Regions from separate parts of the Homo sapiens genome. Here region 1 is linked to region 2. The links are chromatin contacts, found by Hi-C or POLR2A ChIA-PET in ENCODE. All regions are on one chromosome and are shown on one strand. The core of a region is the stretch at or near the end of the contact, and the rest is flanking DNA. Distances in the headings are between cores, read along the strand shown.

Region 1 (6,419 bases), core at 1,639-4,138, 250 kb before region 2:
AGCCGACAGGGTGCCCACGCTGCCCGGGCCCCACTCACTCCTTCCTGCCGTCCCGCAGCAGCTGCCGGGCCAGGGCGCGCTCGCGCTCCAGCTGCTGGGCGATCCTCTTCTGGTACTGCCTCAGCTTGTCCCGCTGCTGCTTCAGTTGCTGCCAAGAGAGAGAGGGCCTGGCGTCACCGAGCCCACACTGGGAGCCCTGGCCACGCTACTGAGCGCCAGGCATGGAGGCCGGGCGGCCCTCCGTGAGTGTCCTTCATGGGGCAGGGTTGCCTTCCAGGGGACAGGTGGTGCTGTCTGGACACGTCTGGGGGTGGAAGCCAGGGACTCAGCTCCACATCCTGCCACACAAGAGGCGGCCCCACCAGAGGGTCACCCGGACTCCACAGCCCATCACAGGGATGGGGAAGACCACCGTGGCATTGCTGTGGGTCCACCCTCGAGGCTGCCTGCCAGCGGTACAAGCACTCTAGGCTCAGGTCAGGGAGCAGCTGCCAGGACCTCAAAGGTTTGGACTCGGCTGGGCGCAGTGGCTCACGCCTGTAATCCCAGCACTTTGGGAGGCCGAGGCGGGCGGAGCACGAGGTCAGGAGATCGAGACCATCCTGGCTAACATGGTGAAACCCCGTCTCTACTAAAAATACATAAAAATATTAGCCGGGTGTGGTGGCGGTGCCTGTAGTCCCAGCTACCTGGGAGGCTGAGGCAGGAGAACAGCGTGAACCCGGGAGGCAGAGCTTGCAGTGAGCCGAGAGTATGCCACTGTGTTCCAGCCTGGGTGACAGAGTGAGACTCCATCTCAAAAAAAAAAAGTTCCGACTCAAGAACATGCAGGTGGCGAGTACCCAAGTGCCACCAGCCACACGGCCAGGACAGGGCTCAGACATCCCCCCGGCTTCTCTCCTTGCGCTTCAGCCGCATGAGATGCCTGTGGCTTCCCTGCCCCTTTGCCAACCATCCGGCTGCAGGGACACCCACTCGGCCCCGCTGACCGCCTCTCATCTGTGTGCCGTCCCAGAGAGGGCACTCGGCCACTGAGGAACTTCAGCCAGTCCTGCTCTATCAGGTCCTTAAGTTTTCCAAACGTCATCACTTCAGACAATGCTGAGCCCGTGCAGGCACAGGGATTATGGCCTTAAGGCAGGAGGCTGAGGAGAATTAGCTCAGTCAGGGCCTGTGTGCCTCTTTAAGACTCCGCATGGGAAGCCAGTGCTCCCTCTACCTGAGAGGGCTCATTCCCGGTTCCCTCCACCCACGGAGTCTCCCCCTCGCCGTGCCAAGGCCTGTGGGTCCTCTCGTTGCTACAGTGAAAGGTGCCCCCTGCCCAGCCCCACTGCTGGGGAGACCCAGGGGCCAAAGGCAGGCAGGTGTGGCCAGGCTGCCCCCCTGTAAAACAAGGTCTCAGTGGAGGGTCACAGGCCACGTGGGGAACACCTGTTATCCTAGAAAAACAGAAAAAAAAAAGCAATCATTTGTGCTAGTGTGTGCTAAGGATGCTGTTCCCAAGCACCCAAAATCCCAGGGAGACCTACGGCAGCCCGCAACACGGGTCTGCACAGCCGAGAGCCCACAGTGACCCTTGGCAAGTGGAAAGCTGTGCTTGAAGAGAAACCGGAGCTGAGTCCTTAAAGAGAGGGGAGGGAGTGCCTTGGGGCTGGCAGGGTAGGTGGAAGGTGGACGATGGAGGCTGGGTCCAGCTGTCTTGCAGGCAGCTCGGGACGGTGCCCAGCGCTGTGCCCATCTTCTCTAGGGACAAATGTGCCCGTTGTTTCTTTTCACAGCTTATGGACTCAGATGCCAACGTAAGATTCCCTCTTTCATTTACATTCGCTTCTCTTTTAGTATAAAATTAACCTATTTCTGTTGCACAAAATTTAGAAAAGAAAGCATCCGAAAAAGCTAGCCCTGCTTTCATTTCGGGGTCTCTTTCGTGACACGTTTATCTCGTTACAAAAATGGACTATTCTTAACCCGCCCTGTCCCTGACATGCCAGGCGATTCCTCCTCCTACAGAAGCTAACTTTCACATGGGAAAAGGCACCACCACCGGCCCGGCTGTGCCCCGGGGGGTCAGTCTGGAGTCGCCGCAAACAAACGCGCCAAACACGGTGGTCCCGTACCCAGGCGCTGCGGAAGCCCGGCAGGACCCCGGCAGGACCCCGGCAGGCGTTCGGCGCACCTGTCGGCCGCTCCTCGGACCAGGGCAGACTTCCTTCCAGTCCTGGCCTGGATGGGGTGAGGGAGAGGGGATGCCCCGCGCTGCCTCGCGAAGCCGGCAGCACCGCCGGGGCTCCGGCCCAGGGCACCAGGAGGCAAATGAGCCGCGGGACGGGGGCGGGGGCAGCGACTCCGGGAGAGCCGGGACCTGCTCCCGCGGGCCCAGAGCCAGGGAAAGCCCAGCGCCGCGCGGACCCCACGGACGGGCCGCCAGGCTGTGGCCGAGCCCCGAACGCCGGCGTCGAATCCCGCAGTCACCAGCCGCGCCCACCCCGGCGGGGCTCGCAGAGGCGGACGCGCGGGCCCCGGGGAAGACGGCAGCCACGGCGCCGCGCAGGAGACCCCGGCCCGAGGCCCCGCGGGCGAGGAGGGACGCAGGGCGGAGAGACCGAGGGGCCCGGCTGCGCGCTGCGCCTCAGTTTCCCCATCCGAACGCGGGGGGCCGAGGGCGCGGGGCTCTTCCGGCCCCGCCGCCCGCCCCGGCCCCGTCGCCTGTCCCGGCCCCAGCCCTGACCCCGGGCCCGGGCCCTCACCAGGATGGCCTTGTCCTGCTCCGTGACGCGGCTCTGCTTCTTGCGGCCGAACAGGTTACCCATGGCGGCGCCCGCCCCTGGCCCGGGACCCACCAAGTCCAATCGCCACCGCCGCCCCGCGGCCACCGTAGCTCGGGTCCTCCCGCTACGGCGGCCGCGCCGGGCCAGGCGCCGCGGAACGCGAAGGCCGAGCGCCGCCTCCGGCCGCGCGCCGTTGCCGCGGGTTCGAAACCACAGCCCGCCGGTCTCGGCGACCGCCGCGAACACCGCGGCCTCCTTGGACCGGTACGGAGAAGTGGCACGGATACCTGGATGTTAGGGCCCGCGATGTTCGGGCCCGGGATGTTCTAAATGACGTGTTTCCGTGCACCCTTCCTGTGCAGGTGAAGGCAAAAATTTCTTATCTCCTAATTAGGTGGGATCCTTTTAGATTAACATAATTCAGTCTCCCCAGGCTTTCAGGAATCTTGTGCAGGAATCACTGTCCCACTGGCTCTGAACACAAAATGCCGCATTAATGATGTGATATCCAACGTTTTGCACTTTTTTTTTTTTTTTTTTTTTTAGATGGAGTCCTGCTCTGTCGCCCAGGGTGGAGTGCAGGGGCGCTATCTCGGCTCACTACAAACTCTGCCTCCCGGGTTCAAGTGATTTTCCTGCTTCAGCCTCCTGAGTAGCTGGGACTACAGGTGCCTGCTGCCACACCCGGCTAATGTTTGTTAGTAGAGACGGGGTTTCACCATATTGGCCAGGCTGGCCTTGAGCTCCTGACCTTCTGATCCACCCACCTCGGGCTCCCAAAGTGCTGGGATGACAGGCGTGAGCCGCCGCACCCGGCCCGCTTTGCACTTTAAAATGTTCCCTGAAATGCGACCAGCAGCGCCCTCCACCCAGCCTTTCAGCCCTGGGATCTTCCCTCTTCCACTGCGCTGCTCCCTGTCTGTAGATCAGTGCCAGGAGGAGACCAGCATGGCTGGGCTCAGCTTCTCCTTCCAAGGAATCGTGGCTGCGTCCCCCACAGAAGCATTCTTCCCTGGGGGGCTAAGAAACACATGAATGGGGATAAAGGGTAAAAGGGAGAAGCCACCCCGGTTCCCGCCTGAGTATCCTGACTGTGGTTCCTGAGCATTCACTAAGTGTCAAAGAAAAGCACTCAGCTGAGGATGGCTTGAGGCCAGGAGTTCAAGACCAGCCTGGCAACATAGCAAGACCCCCGTCTCTACAAAAAATATAACAAATAACATCAAAAGGAGAATAATTATCACCTGTTCCAAACCTCTGGACTCCAGAACCTTCACTGAGGTGAGGGGGCCCCTGAATTTTTGTGGGGTTCATCTCCCACCCTCTGATTTGTCTCACCAAGACATCTGAAGTACTTTTTTCCTTGGTGTCCATGGGGACGTTGAGGAAAAAAAAAAAAAAGACTTGCTACTCCCTGCTCCTCATGAAGGGGGAAGGAAGAGCTGGGTAGAGGAAGGCGTGATCCTTGGCTAGGGATCCCCCCACCGCCTGTGCCCACAAACCTAGGTGAGGACAGGGATTTTTGTTTTCCTGCCCAAATGTTGCATTTCCAAAGACCACCCTGGCCTGCCACGCCCCCATCCTGTCCCTATAAAATCCCCGAGACTCTAGCAGACTCCATCTGGCCAGGTGTGGTGGCTCACGCCTGTAATACCAGCACTTTGGGAGGCTGAGGTGGGTGGATCACCTGAGGTCAGGAGTTCGACATCAGCCTGGCCTCACATAGTGGACCGTGTCTCTACAAAACTACAAAAGTTAGTGGGGCATGGTGGCATGCACCTGTAATCGCAGCTACTTGGGAGGCTGAGGCAGGAGAATCGCTTGAACTTGGGAGGTGGAGGTTGCAGTGAGCTGAGATCACACCACTGTACTCCAGCCTGGGCGACAGTGTGATACTCTGTCTCCAAAAAAAGAAAAAGAAAAAGAAAAGGAATTGGAATCCATTTGATGCCAGTGTCTTGTCATTCCTGAGACGCTTGAGTATTTCCCTCCCTCTGTTACACAGTTACTTTGGTAAACAGGTACAGGTCCCTTTGGGGGACTCTTCCCGTGGCTTTGCTGCTGTATTCCTTGCAGCAATGCTTCAGGGGTCTCCCTCAAGGAACCTGGCCCCCAACTCAAGGGCTCCAGGTCTGTGAATTGGCTCAGCCTGGAAACAGGTGAGAGGCCGTGGCTGTCCACTGTGGTGACTCAAGTCAGGTTTGGCCACCAGACCCAGAGTTTTGTTTCTGTTGTGTAAGACAAACAGCACTCTGGTCTGCCAACCCTTTGTTTCACCCTGGGCACTGTGATTCGCCGGAGGACCCTGCAGGCCACGGCATCCCGAGCGCCAGTTCCTTCTGCCGCCGCTGGCACACACAGCCCGCGTGGGACTTGACGGCGGCGGTTGCCCCCTGTCCTGCTGCTGCTCTGGGATGTGTCACCCCATGGAGATCAAGGAGCGCATCTCTGCCGGGGCACCCCTCTCCCCGCGGTCACACTTGGCCTACGAAGGAGAGCAGTAGCAGGACTTTTCAGGGTGCAGGGGCTCCCCTCGCCCGGGTGTTCCTCACGTCCGGGAAGGTGGTGCTTCTGAGCCTGCAGGGCGTGGCTGGGTGTGGGCGTGCAGGTCACACTCACGGACTGCCTGTCCGTGGACCTTCGGATTCTCTCCTCCACAGCAGGCCATGGAGGGTCTGGGGTCTTGGGTTCGTGACCTGCGGGCCTCTGGGTCTGAGCTTCAGCCGTCGCGCGAGGGAGCGCTTAGCTGTGGCTGCAGCTGCAGACCCGGCAGAGCGATCAAGGCCCCCAGATCAGGGACTTCAGCCCCCTCTAGTGTTCCGATTCGGTGTTCCCGGTCCAACCCCCCCGAATCCACTCCCGCAGGTTCTCCCCAGGTTCCCCGCGATATCTATCTGAAATATCTCTGAATTCTTGTAGCATGTAAGCCAGGGTTTGCCAAACTACAGCCTGCGGGCCACATCCGGCCTGGAATCTATTTTTTTGTACAGCCTTTGAGTTAAGAGTGGATTTTACATTTCTTAAGGATTGTAAAACACACACACACACACACACACACACACACACACACACACACCGAAAAGGAGGAGGAATGGAGGAGGGAGAAGGAGAAGAGCAAGAGCAAGGTGGCCAGAGGCCGTATGTGGCTCACGGAGCCTGATATTTACTGTTTGATTTTTTATTTTTATTTTTTTTTGAGACAGAGTCTCACTTTGTCACCCAGGCTGGAATGCAGTGGTGTGATCTCAGCTCACTGCAGCCTCTGCCTCCCAGGTTCAAGCGATTCTCCTGCCTCAGCCTCCTGAGTAGCTGGTACTACAGGCAGCTGCCACCGCGCCCAGCTAATTTTTTTTTGTATTTTTGGTAGAGAAGGAGTTTCACCAAGTTGACCAGGCTGATCACAAACTCCTGACCTCAGGTAATCCACCCACCTCGGCCTCCCAAAGTGCTGGGATTACAAGCGTGAGCCACCGTGCCTGGGTGCTGTTTGTTCTCTTACAGAAAAAATTCCCAAGTCCCAGCATGAGCTGTTGTCTTCTGTGTCACGCTGTCCCGGATCCCTAAGATCTGATGCTAATTGTAGGCAACAGGAGGTGGCTGTGCTGGCTTGGGGAGGACGGCAACCTCTCACAAGGGTCTTAACGGTGGGCT
Region 2 (6,425 bases), core at 1-2,500:
GGTAGTTTATTCAAATATGTATTTATCAAGCCAAATCTATAGATCCTTCCTGAGCATCAATTTAACGTGAGGCATTCTTGACAGGTTTACATAACAAATGTAAAGTAAGCTTATGACAGTAGAAGAGAGGCTACAAGACAACACATGATTGTCAAGGCCGCTGTGTAGGAGATTGCCGTATGTGGTCAGCCAAGGAAGATTTCAGGCTGGGGGAAGCATTTGTGAAGAAAGGGGAACTTCAGTTGCACCCTGGAAGCTGCCTGTGCTAATGACACGTGTCTGTGAAATTCATTTAAGGTCATCAGCGGTAAGGGTTCTTAAATTTTTTATGCAGAGAAATCACTTTTCTTTTTACTGAAGCCTCCAAATTCTAGGACTCGGAGTTACGAAAGGTGCCAACAAAAAAGACCTTTATCTCCCCGTGCAAACCACAGAAAGGGATGGTGCATGGGCACAGAGAAGCAGCAAAAGCTTTGGCGGCCACATTCAGCTCAGCTGCGCAGACTAAAGATGGATGAAACGGCACAAATGTCCCACCAACTGTGAAATGTCACACAAACCAAAGGCGAGGGTGTCCACAGGCTGAGGCCTGCCAGGTACACGGGGCCGGGCTGGGCATCTCCTGCTGCCTGCTCCCCCTGGGGCTGCCCTCCCAGCACCCACTGGCAGGCGTGGACCTCATCCTCCATGGGCCTGTGTTTCCCCCCATTTCTCCCGTGACCTATTTCCTTTCTGGTTGGCAAGTCAGCTCGCCAGCCCACTCCAAGGGCCAGCCCTGCCCCCCCACCCTCTTAACCTCTCACAGTGGCTTCATTCTCCCCAGCGGGGCTTTGGGGATGGCCGTTCTGTGGATTCCAATTAAAGGGGTTTCTACTGTATGTTTTGGACGAACTCCCCTTCTGCTATAGACAGTGGAAATGGCAGCATTTCTGCTAAATGAAAAATGCACTTCTCCTTGGTCATTGTGGTGGTGGTGGAGTGAGTGTGGCGGGGGGGCGGGGGAGAAAAAGAGAGAGAAAGAATGAATATATGTGCTTCAACTATATTACACATTTCTTAACACCAGGGAGCAGATATTCTAATGTTTTGAAAACCTTCACAAGTATGGGTTCTTACAGCTTACTATAAATAAAGTATAAGGTACGCAAAACTGACTTTGGCCAACTTTTGTTAAAAAAGAGGAACTGAAAGTGTCCAGAGCACATGCAGAGAAGGGAAGTGGAAGGCAGCCCCCATGCCCAAGCCTGGAGTGGTGCGGGCTGGAAGGCACAGATTACCTGAAGACCTGCCATCAGGACAGCCGGCGTCTCACCTGTGTGCCTGAAGCCAGGTGTTCTGCAATGATCCTCCACCACCGCCCCCCTGCCGGAAAGCACTCAGGCTGGTGGTGGGTTTTTTTCCTCTAAAGAGAGTTACTGACATATCTGGGGAAAATTAAAGGCAGCTGGTGTAGTCATTTAGAGCCCAGAGAAATAAAGACCTCGGCATGGGGGCATCCATGAGTCCCCAGCGCAGCAGCCAGCGCCCCCTACTTCCCATCGAGCAAGGCCCTCTAGCCAACGCCTCCTGTCACAGACACGCAGTGATGGGCAGCTTCTCTTCATTCTTAAATATGACAAACAATAAAATCACCACATACCTCCAGTATGACAGAGAATAATCTAAATTAACCAAAGGAAAAAAAATTATGCTGGAGGAAACAGAGACAACTTAGAAAAGGGGAAAGCATCTTCTTCAAACCTAAAAATTAATATCACTTGAAAATTAATAAAGTTGTGACCTAACACATGTCAGCTCACGTCCCTACTGCCTACAAATGACAAAACTATGAGATTACAGGGGAAAGCACTTATGAAAATCATTGCTTGAAAGAGAAATACAGGCGAGCCTGAGCTCCTGTGGAATCGGCACCGCAGATCCCTCCTCTGAATCACAAATGCCATGACGACGGTGAGTCCGTGGAGAAGATTTGCAAACTCACACACACAAATTCCAATTTAGGAAACAGTGATTAAGAAACACACCTGTTGAGAGGTACCCAAAGAACTAACTGATGGTATTCAGCAATCACTACAACCACAACCTTCAGCAGGAGAACTGCCTTTTGCTGCAGAATTCCATGCCAGCCAAGCAGTGTGCCTGTCTACAAGAGTAGCAAAGAAATGAAGAAGATTTCAGAACATGAGTACTTTAGATCTGTGAGATATGCATTTAATATTTTTGAGGAAACTTGAAGATTCTAGACGTTAGTCATTTTTGGCAGAATTACAATATTTATTTGACATAAAATTTAGCTACGGGGATCAGTGCAGGAGGCCAATGTATCACCTATCAGTTTAAGTATAGGTTTTCACATTGGTAGGGGCGGGGGGCGGTTAAGTCACTGCAGCCTTGGGGAGGCTGTGGACCCAAGCAAGCTTCTCGCTGTGGCAGTGAGTGACCGTCGGACAGGTTTCTGTGCTTTGGGAGTGTACTGCTACAGGTGGCAGGACTGGACCACACAATTGTGTTTAGAGACACCACACAAACACGAGTTACTCGGAAGCATCCTGAGAAAAGCCTTGCAGAGTGCGGGGGAATAGTGGAGAAGTGAATTGTGCCCATGATCCATGGGCTGAACTTTTTTTTTTTTTAAGAGATGGGGTCTCACTCTATTGCCTAGGCTGAGGTGCAGTGGCACAATCACGGCTCACTGCAGCCTCCAGCTCTGAGCTCAAGCGACCCTTCCACCTTGGTCTCCAGAGTAGCTGGGATGACACATGCGTGCCACTACAGCTGGCTAACTTTTGTATTTTTTGTAGAGATGGGGTTTCGCTATGCTGCCCAGGCTGGTCTTGAACTCCTGAACTCAAGCCATCTGCCCACCTTGGCCTTCCAAAGTGCTGGGATTACAGGCGTGAGCCACCGCACCGGCCAGGGCTGAACTTTCATACAAGACTCTTCTGACACACAGCAACCTGCTCTCCAGGAAGTCATTCTCAGGCTATTTCCATGGCTCCCACCAAAAACTTGCCTATGCTCCAGCCCTAAACCAAAAGCAGATGGCTATGTGCAGAACAAGACTTACTGGGGCAGTGGAGCCCGTGCTGTCCCAGCAGAAGAAAGGCATTATTATCTTTACCGCCTGCCCAACTCGCTACTGGCCTCCCATTAAAAAGAGGAGAAACTCGCCTAGATTTGACTCCGGGCTTGACTGCCGTCTTCAGTGACGGTGAGCTGTGACTGCCCTTGAGAAATATCCTCTAGAAGAAACTGACGGACAAGACTTCATGGGCTCCGTTTCCAAGAGCATCTGTTTCTTTAAGACTTCACCTTCCTTTCTAGTTTACAGGCTAAGGATTTAGTATCCAGATAAAAGTTGTTAAAAAACATTTGAATTCTCTTTTTTTCTCTCTCTCCAACTCAGTCAATACATATACTGTGTACGATGACTATAAATATTCCTCTTATGGCATTTATCTGGATGGAGGTGGCAGACTTATCAAGAACATCTACTCATCCACTGCAAGGAGTAACAGGGCTACCACTGGAAGAGTGAAAATTGCCTAAAATTCCATATCTACACTATCGATAATGGATGTGGTTAGAATGATGACATTACCCAGGTAATGTGGCTGATGGTCCTCATTGGATCATCTCACAGCCACCCCCAAGTCCACTCCCTTTAGTCACCCCTCAACCACACCTGGGGTGCTACGTGACCTGGCTCTGGCCAACTCGGTCTAAAGCGAAGTCTGCTTGTTGCAGTCATCCCTCAATATCCACAGGGCATTGGTTCCTAGACCCCCATGGATGCCAAAATCTGCCAATGCACAGATATAAAATGGTGTGGTGCTTGCATATAACCCACACACAGACTTTGGTGTGCTTCAAATCATCTCTACTTATAACATCTACTACCATGTGAATGCTGTAAACGTAGTTGTTATACTATATTGTTTAGGGAACAATGGTGAGAAGAAGTGTACATGTCCAGTACAATGCAATTTTTTTTCCCCGAATGTCTTGGAGCCACAGTTAGTTGACTCCAAGGATGTGGAAGCCACAGATACAGAGGGCGGGCTGTTCTTCCTTATAAAGAGACAGCTGTGGCCAGCACTGCCCCTTCCCCATTTCCTCCTGCCTCCCAAGCAGATGAAACACCTGCAGATGTGGTGGGCATATTGCAAACATGAGGATAAAGCCAGTCGGCTAAGGATGCCTGGTCCCCAGTGGCACTGCTGAAAAGTCATCATTTGCCTCAGAGACCTTATTAGTGAAAAAGACAAACTGCTATTTGATTAAAACCCAGTAATGAGATTTTTCATTACTTCCACTGCTTCAAATACTGATGGTCTCAGACTGCCAAACATCCTTTCTTAGGGCAGTGCTTGAGGATTTCCCCTAGGAGAACAAAGGAGAAAATCGAGAGAGGGGAAGAAGTGGGATCTAGACACAGGGACGGATCCTGGAGAATTACAAAGGGGAGCCAGCTGACGCCGGGGAGCAGGCCACAGGCACGATCGGCTGAGCGAGGCAGGAGAGCTTGGAAGATGTGAGGGGAGAGGGCGCCTTCTGTGCTCTCCGCTCTCCTTGTGGATCTATCAGTGGAGGAAGTGGTAACGATAGGTAATTCAAGAAGAAAAGAGGAAATGTCCAGGAAAAGCAAACAAACGAAAACAGTTATAAAAATGGAAATCACAGTACTCTAGCCACTGAGCGAGCAATATTTATGTGGTCATAATCAGGTACAAGGTTTAATGCTTGTCTTCCTATAGAATCAATCTCCACTCAAGCACAGAGGTGTTAATCGTGGTCAGAGAACGAAAGACAATCACAGAAAGTGCAGATAACAGAAGCTGTAAAAGAAAAAAGGCAGAAGAAAGTACAAGGAAGCTAAGAGCCTTGAAAATGGAAGAAATGAGCTATTACTGATAAAACTAGAAATAAAAGCATAAGGATATTACTTGAAACCACAAAGTTTACAAAGTATAAAGAAACCCAATAGAGTGAATAAGAGGGAACGCAAGAAGGCGTCGTGAGTGACGCAGCCTCTTCAATCTAGAATTTTCTCTTTAGAATTCACTACTGAATACAAATAACACATAGGAATTTAAACCAGCATGTAATCTACACATAATTGACTTCTTTGCTAACAGGCTTCCACATCGTTTCTCCCTTCTTTAAACAGAACTTAATGGCAGCTCTGTTCTTGGTTTGTACCCTAAGACAAAGCCCACTGATAATCTAAAAACGACAAATCAAGAAGCAGTGGTCTCAGCATGTCATCTACAGGGAAGGAGACACCCTCCAGAAGAACTAGAAATGGAAACAGGGGAAGGAGGTGCCTTTGGTCATAGAGTCTCAGCAGAGAAAGCGTGGGGCCAGGGACTACTTTATTCATCATAAACCTTCTGTATTATTTGATTTTTCAAACCATGGCATATACTAATTTGGTAAAATATACTTATTTATAAAAGAAGACTGAAAGCGGAGAGACTTGAATATTATCCTTAATTTTTAAATTACAAAGAAATATGACACAATAAAAATATAAGAAGGATTACTGAGTGACAGATATGTCATTTTCCGGCTCTGATGGTTTGAAGTGTGTGCAATACTGTATCTGTGCTTTGATGAAGTCGTCTTCTACTCTACCTACAGCACTCCTCTGAGAGAGAAGTAAACAATAAATAAACCTCCTGGTCCCAGGACAAGCACTGTGCCACTAAGAATATGAAAGCTGATCACCATCTCTTAAAATTTATGTCACTCATATTTGTGTTAATGTTTATTATTTGGAGGCTTTCTGGTCCAAATAACCATTTTCTTGCATTATATTTAATCAATTGTTTATTTTTTAAACCCTGGAACAAATCATTCACCTGTCAATTTCTTTCAGCTCACATGTTATACAATAAAAAGTATTAAAACATATTGTAAATTTACAAAGAATTTGACCAGCTGTAAAGAGGCAAAGAATATTTTAAAAGAAAAACCCTAACAGGCTACACAGGATTGCTGTTTCTCTAGCAGATAGTGAAATTACTAAAATGAACATTAAGCTATTAGCTAGGAGCTAATTTTATCATTTTAATTTCCACTGTTTTTATAAGAGACCAAGTGAACAATAGCCAATAATAGTAAGTGTAATAGAAACACACAAGACTGATCTACATTGTAATTAAAGAACGAAGATAAAAATCAGAGCTAATTAAAGACATACGGTATCGCATTGCCTTGCCATCTATTCGCCAACTCAGTTAACATATTTTTCATCTGATCTCTTTCATGTGGAATGAGTCAAACATTTTTTTTTCCTAAAAAAGATGCATGGGAATCTTTTCTGTTACACTTGATGAAATGAACAGTGTCTTAGGCTGATTAATCCCTGGCAACACACAGAGAGCACACACAGCACTGCCGGAGCACATGCTCAAAGCGCT

What was found. Hi-C counts contacts between places; a loop is a spot of excess contacts on that map. ChIA-PET counts read pairs that join two places held with the same protein, here RNA polymerase II (POLR2A). Pooled maps may share reads with other maps.
Region 1: a map of B cell shows a loop between it and region 2 (4-fold over the local background). The contact joins the promoter of CHMP6 here to the enhancer-like site in region 2. A Hi-C loop is called at or near these places in 1 of 168 maps with a recorded cell type or tissue (B cell), 16 of 37 single-sample maps with no recorded cell type and 6 of 50 pooled maps. POLR2A ChIA-PET finds 5 or more read pairs at or near these places in 1 of 52 experiments (activated CD8-positive, alpha-beta memory T cell).

What each region holds. Positions count from the first base shown.
Region 1 is chr17:80,988,310-80,994,728 of GRCh38, reverse strand. CHMP6 (charged multivesicular body protein 6) reads right to left here and starts at 2,888. Exons shown (of 8, transcript NM_024591.5): 1 at 2,748-2,888; 2 at 39-148. The coding sequence starts at 2,810. RefSeq lists silencers at 2,186-2,375, 2,386-2,535, 2,666-2,995 and an enhancer at 5,343-5,532.
Region 2 is chr17:80,732,381-80,738,805 of GRCh38, reverse strand. The region is part of intron 5 of RPTOR (regulatory associated protein of MTOR complex 1); the gene reads right to left. Among named protein-coding and RNA genes, the nearest start is that of RPTOR, 190 kb to the right of the region's middle. RefSeq lists enhancers at 1,262-1,311, 1,362-1,411. Within about 2 kb of position 1,250, at least 6 of the 41 ENCODE cell types and tissues checked have a DNase peak (open chromatin) inside an H3K27ac peak, as active enhancers do; they include B cell, where a contact is called at or near this core.